Linked DNA regions of Homo sapiens: region 1 is linked to region 2. The links are chromatin loops, found by intact Hi-C in ENCODE. Cell type or tissue: heart left ventricle. All regions are shown on one strand. Links, peaks and the distances in the headings refer to the core of each region. The heading gives the core; the rest is flanking DNA.

Region 1 (2,816 bases), core at 275-2,774, 320 kb before region 2:
TTCCAGCTGGCTAGTGGAAGGCCATGCATTTCTTTGGCTTCTGGTCCCCTTCACTCAGTCTACCATGATTTACTACACCTACAACAATAAACTTTCTGAAACTGTGGCCCCTGTTTTTAACTGGCAGGTGCCCATGACTTTGGGGAGCTAGAAAAGTGGGTGATGCTTTCCCAGTGAGGGGGTGGTCCCTCTGTCCTCTTTGCTACTGCCCTGGTTCAAACCGTTATTATCTCTGGCCTGATTCAGGCCCTTGTATCTCTCATCCAGGAATGGCTGCGTGATTTGCAGGGCCCATTGCAAAATGAAAATGTAGGGCCCCTTGCTCAACAGTTATTAAGAATTTCAAGACAGTGACAGGACAGCATTAAACCAAGGGGAGGCCCTTCTGAGTGTGGGGCTTTGTGTGACTGCACAAGTCATATTACGCCCATGAGCCAGCCCTGATCTCACCTGGAGTATGGCATTTGCTTCCTAAGTTGTCTCCCCTGCTCCTCCTCTCATGCCCCTTTGCAAGCTATTATCCACACTGCAGCCATGGTGACTTTCCTTGATTGCAATTGTGTATAAATTATAGGATTCATTACACCTAAGTCCTGGGTGAACATAGCAGGTGCTCTAGAACAGTTCCCACTAGACCCGGGTTTCTCAACCTCAGCACTATGGATGTGTTTGACCAGACTCTTCCTTGTCGTGGGAACTGTCCTGTGCATTTTAGGATATTTGGCAGCATCTTTGCTTTCTACCTTCCACAGGCCAGTAGCAGCCTCTACCTCTCAATCCTCCCTGCATCACAACAATAAAAAATGTCTCTAGAGTTTGCTGAATGTCCCCTAGCAGCAAAAACTTTCCTATCTGAGAAGCACTGCTCCAGGCCCAAAGGTGCTGAGCCTGGGGAAGAACCCATGTGACGGGGGAGCCAATCACCACTTTGCTCTTGGAGTCAGACCATCCGTGCTGGGTTTGGCTCTATGGGGGATGTGAGCAGGGGGCATTGTTGTACTTCCTGACATCTCTCTACTTCTTTCCTGAAACCTCAATACACCTAGGTAAAACATCAGGTCTGACCCACTAAAACATTTCTATAAATCTTTTTCAGCCTTCAGTTTATATAATTCTTTGGGTATTTCAAAGAATTTTAGAGTTTGCCCAGGGTAGACCAATCACTTGTGTTATAGACACACTTGTATTGCATGTGATAAAATTGAGTCCCAGCGAGGTGCAGTGATTTGTCCAGTGTGGTGGGCATTTCTTGCTTTTGTTGATCTAGTTCCCATTCCCCTCTTTCTTATAAGGTGGCATTGCTGTGATTTTCCTCAAGGATACACTCCTCTGAACTCTGCACTCTGGTGAGCTGGAGCTGACCTGACCTTCCTGATTTGGGGGTTATCACATGACCTCAAACTGGCCAATCAGAATTACTCCTGGGATTCCTGAGGAAACTCTTGGGAACAAGGCCTCATTTTTCTTCTGGGTTTGCTGAGCTGATGGGATGGAAGCCTAGAGTCTTGGGTCCCATTTGTACAGGGAGGTCAGATGAGAGTGACAGTAGTATGGAGGTAGACAAAGCTGAGGGGTCTGGAGCCTGGGTCCTCCAAGTCTATTTGAGCTCCTGATCTGCTCGGGCCTGCAGGCAAACATACCACTAGACTTGGCAGTTTTGTGAGCCTATAAAGTCCTTTTTGTGTTAGCCAGTCTGAGTTGGGTTCTTGACACTTATATCCAAATGAATCTTGACACATCTCGGGTTGTGAGTGTACTGAAGTGTGAGTGTGTCTAGATCTCCCCAGCTCCAAGCTCAGGGCTTATTTATAGCAAGACGCTGCTTGCAAAAGCTTGTGCAAGAGCTTTGATACAGCCAATTTTGTGTGTGATGGCCCCAGGAACCAGCCCCCACCCCTGGCAAGGGTCACAATGAGACAGTGGTCTGGTGTCTGGTGGCACATACTTACCACACCGCTCTGAGGTTTCTTTACCACTCATTAATGCATTCACAGGCAACATCTACCCAGAGACGCAGCAAGGAGTAGGCCTCATAAATCTTTTAAACTGACATGAAAGAAAAGCTTTGATTTTTCCAAAGGGTAGCTTCTCTGTTTCAAAAATATTTATCTTTTAAGCATCTTCAGGCCCAGAGTTCATCAAGTGAATTTTCCTTTTAGGCAATAAAGCGAGCTGTCAAAAATGGCCAGAATGGAGATATATTTCTCTTACATTTTGCTACCCCATGGCTCCAGCTTTTACAATAGGCTCCCTCCTTAGCAAGCCCAGACTCCTCAGCCTGGTGCTCTGGACTTTATGAAATCTTGCCTGGTCCTGGAGCAACTTCTATCCAGTGGGATAGACTGACAAGTAAATAGGAAATTATATTCTGGGGCCTAGGCCCGTGATATACGGATGCCGGGGAGCTGTGCAAGCCCAGAGGACGGGTGTTTAGTCCAGCTTGGGGGTCAAGAAAGGCTTGCTATTGGCAGAGGTGACATCTTACATTAGTCTTGGAGGATAAGCAAGGATTAGGGAGCTGGAGAAGGGGAGAGGACATTTCAGGCAAAATAAATAGTAGGGAAGCACACGCCAGTGTGAGGGCTAGTGGCACTTTGAGATGCTTGATGTGGTGGGTGCCCCATGTGTGGTCAGCTCACAGTTCATCTCATCAGAGGGGCCTTTCCTAACTGCCCATGTTAGGAGTATCTCCCACCAGCCCCAATCCTTTGGTACTCTATCATATCAGCCTATAATTTCCTTATGGCAGTTGTCAAATCTGCAATCATTTTGCTTTCTTGGACGGTTTATTTTTTAATTTTGCCTCTTGTCCTTTC
Region 2 (2,816 bases), core at 227-2,726:
TTTTTTTTTTTTTTTTTTTTTTTAACAGACTGAGTATATATTGGTTTTAGGGTGAGGGGGCTTATTACAAGCTTGGAATGTTTCTGTGTGGGGGAGAAATTTATGGTGGAGCTGGAATGTCTCTGGATGGAGGGGAGGTTATCTTGGGGCTGATATCTTTCTGGCAGGAGGTGGGTTGTCTCGGGGCTGGCATCTTCCCGGCTGAAGGGGGGTTATCTTGGGGGAAGCATGTCTCTGCTTGGGGAGGAATTTGGAATGTTTCTGGTTGGAGATGTTATTTGTGGTTTATGGTCATGCTGACCTTAGCCATTAGGCTGATGCCCTTTGGATTTAGGTGGTTTTTGATTAAGGTGAATTTTAAAATAATACTTGTCCAAGATGGCAATAATCCTGCTCTGTCAATCTTCCCACCTTGACTTCCAAAGCACTGGGATTACAAGCATGAGCCACCATGCCTGGCCTTTTTCAGCTCTTTTATATTGATGAATCTGCTACATTGAAGATCAGTGAGAAAAAACAAAGGTACTATCAATAATGGATGGCCAAATGCAGGTCAGTTGCTTAATGCTGTCTAGTGTATGTCGGGTGATGTGGGTGGAAGCAAGATGAAGCATGACCCCTTATTCTGGGAGCGTAAGTCCTGTTGGAGGCACAACACTAACACAGAAAATAGGGAACAGTGAATCTCATGGGAAGAGTGGGCTACACCAGCCAGGAAAGACTTCCTGGAGGAAGTGAGGCTGACTGATCCTTGAAGGGTAGGGCAAACTTAGGGTGAAGTTTCTGAAGTGAGGAATCAAGACTCAGAAGCAGGCTGGACATAGTAAGGGCAAGATAGACCATTAAAGGAGGTGTACGGGGGCAGGAAAGGGTACTACTGGTCAGGGGGTCAAAACAGAGCTTTGTGGTAGGAAGTTAGAGGCCTTCAAATGCCAGATTTGGAACTGGGAATCTGATCCTAAGAGAAGGTGTATTGCATGTAGGTAGCCTGGTGATGGGTAGAGGAGTTCTGAGGAACTCTGGGCTGCTCCTACATAATGTGGTGGAGTGGCCCAGACTGACTCTGTCGACAACTGTGTCCCCTGGGGAGGTTGGTGGCTTTCTAGAGCCAGTCACCATTTCTTTATTTTAAACGTGGGATAATGACCCCAACCTCATGAAGCTGCTGTAAGGATTGTTGTGCACAAACATGGAGACTGGTGCCTGATGGATAATCAGTGCTTGATAAACATAAGGTGCCCAACAGCATGAGGCAGACCACACAGAGCAGCTGCGGGCAGGGAGAGATGACTCAGCTGGAAGAGCATACCCTTGGTAATATGTCCTGAACAGACTCTTGAGCCTTAACAAAGCAGTGCAAAATCCAGACACACAGGCAGCCCTCATCCTGGACACCCATTCCTTGGCTGTACCCAACAGACCACTGCTTTCAGGGAGCCGTGCCAGTGAGTAGCTGCCTTCCTTGGGGGAAGGAATTCCTAGAAAACACCAGAGCCTGCCTGGGCGGTATGTGGCAGTCACAGAAGCCCAGAACATTTCATTACCTAAATCTGTGTACAGTTTGAAGACATTTAAAAAATGTTTATGCTGACTTGCTGCACTTCTCTATGAAATCATTTTTTGAAATTACTCAGGAAATGAAAACATTTCCTCACTTTGATATTGAAATGCAGAAGGCGTGGGCCATCCACAGCTCCACTCTGGGCCTTCTGTGGTTCCTCAGGGCCAAACACAAAGCCTCAAACAAACACAGAAGGAACAATATCCCATTAGGGATTTTGTTGATGATGTACTTAAAAGTTATATTGTGTTTTAAAGTTCCATTATGAATGGGAACAATAGCCTCTGTGTTCGCTTTTATTGCCTCACCATACAACAATGCAATTTCCATTTGCTTTGTCTAATTTTCTCCATTCTTCGTGGTATTCCTAGTCCCCAGTCAATGCCCAGTACATAGTAGATGCTCAGTAAATGTTTGTTGAATAAGTAAGGATTCTCTAATTCAAGTCTGGCTGTGCCTCAATCCAGGAAGCTTTACAGAGAGCAGGTCCTGGGATTCCCTACCAGCCCGTTGGATCAGCCCCACCCTCTAAGTCTGTCTGCAAAGGCTGCTGTGAGAATACTTCAGCATCTGGATCCTTGATGAGACTATGAGGCTCCTGAGAGTGCATTGTGTGCCCCCTCAAACCTCCTGGCCCTACTTAGAAGTGTTTAGGAATTGGGATGCTGTCTTACTGTTCAATTCACTGAAGAATCCTCCCACAGTCATCACTTGGGAACACACTTTTGGACATGCTGGATAATTCTGCCAGGAAAAAAGTGAGCCTCTTGATAAAACTGTAAGGATGAGAGACATGCCCCTGTTTTGCTCTCAGTCCTGGGCACAGAGAACTGAACATTTCATGGGAAGAAGCTGGTGTTCACTAAATTGTACTCAGTATTGACAAACATTATCTGTTTCTCCTGGAAGGAGGCTTAGAGTGGGGTGTGTTTATTTTATTCATGGGCAATTAAGTGTTAGAGAGGCTTAGGGTCTTGCTAAGGTTGCAGAGCTGGGAGGCCCACTGATGAGGTCTTTCTTCCCAGGACTGTGCTCCCAGCCACTGCGGGGTGTGCCGGGCTGGTGCATGAGCCTTGGGAAACCATCAGGTGAAGTCACTTTGCAGAGAGCAGTAGGCTGGAAGTCAGAAGACCTCTGTCTGATCCCTGCTCTCAAACCTGATTCCTGTGGACTCGAGCAAGTTAATTACAACACGAGGGAGTTCCACGAACAATGAAAGCTCATCCAGTGCTCACCACCTTGAGAAGGGACTCAG

What was found. Peaks named below come from ENCODE experiments on the same cell type or tissue, not always from the same donor. Only the 100,000 strongest peaks of a DNase experiment are listed, where the experiment ranks them.
Region 1: a loop joins it to region 2, with 5 times the contacts of the local background. A loop is called at or near these places in 1 of 110 quality-filtered maps.

What each region holds. Positions count from the first base shown.
Region 1 is chr3:139,765,705-139,768,520 of GRCh38, forward strand. No RefSeq gene overlaps it. Among named protein-coding and RNA genes, the nearest start is that of NMNAT3, 89 kb to the left of the region's middle. In heart left ventricle, for the core only: no CTCF peak of the experiment used is centred there; no DNase peak of the experiment used is centred there.
Region 2 is chr3:140,089,978-140,092,793 of GRCh38, forward strand. All of the region lies in intron 1 of CLSTN2 (calsyntenin 2), which reads left to right. Among named protein-coding and RNA genes, the nearest start is that of CLSTN2, 160 kb to the left of the region's middle. In heart left ventricle, for the core only: no CTCF peak of the experiment used is centred there; a DNase peak (open chromatin) is centred at 1,394.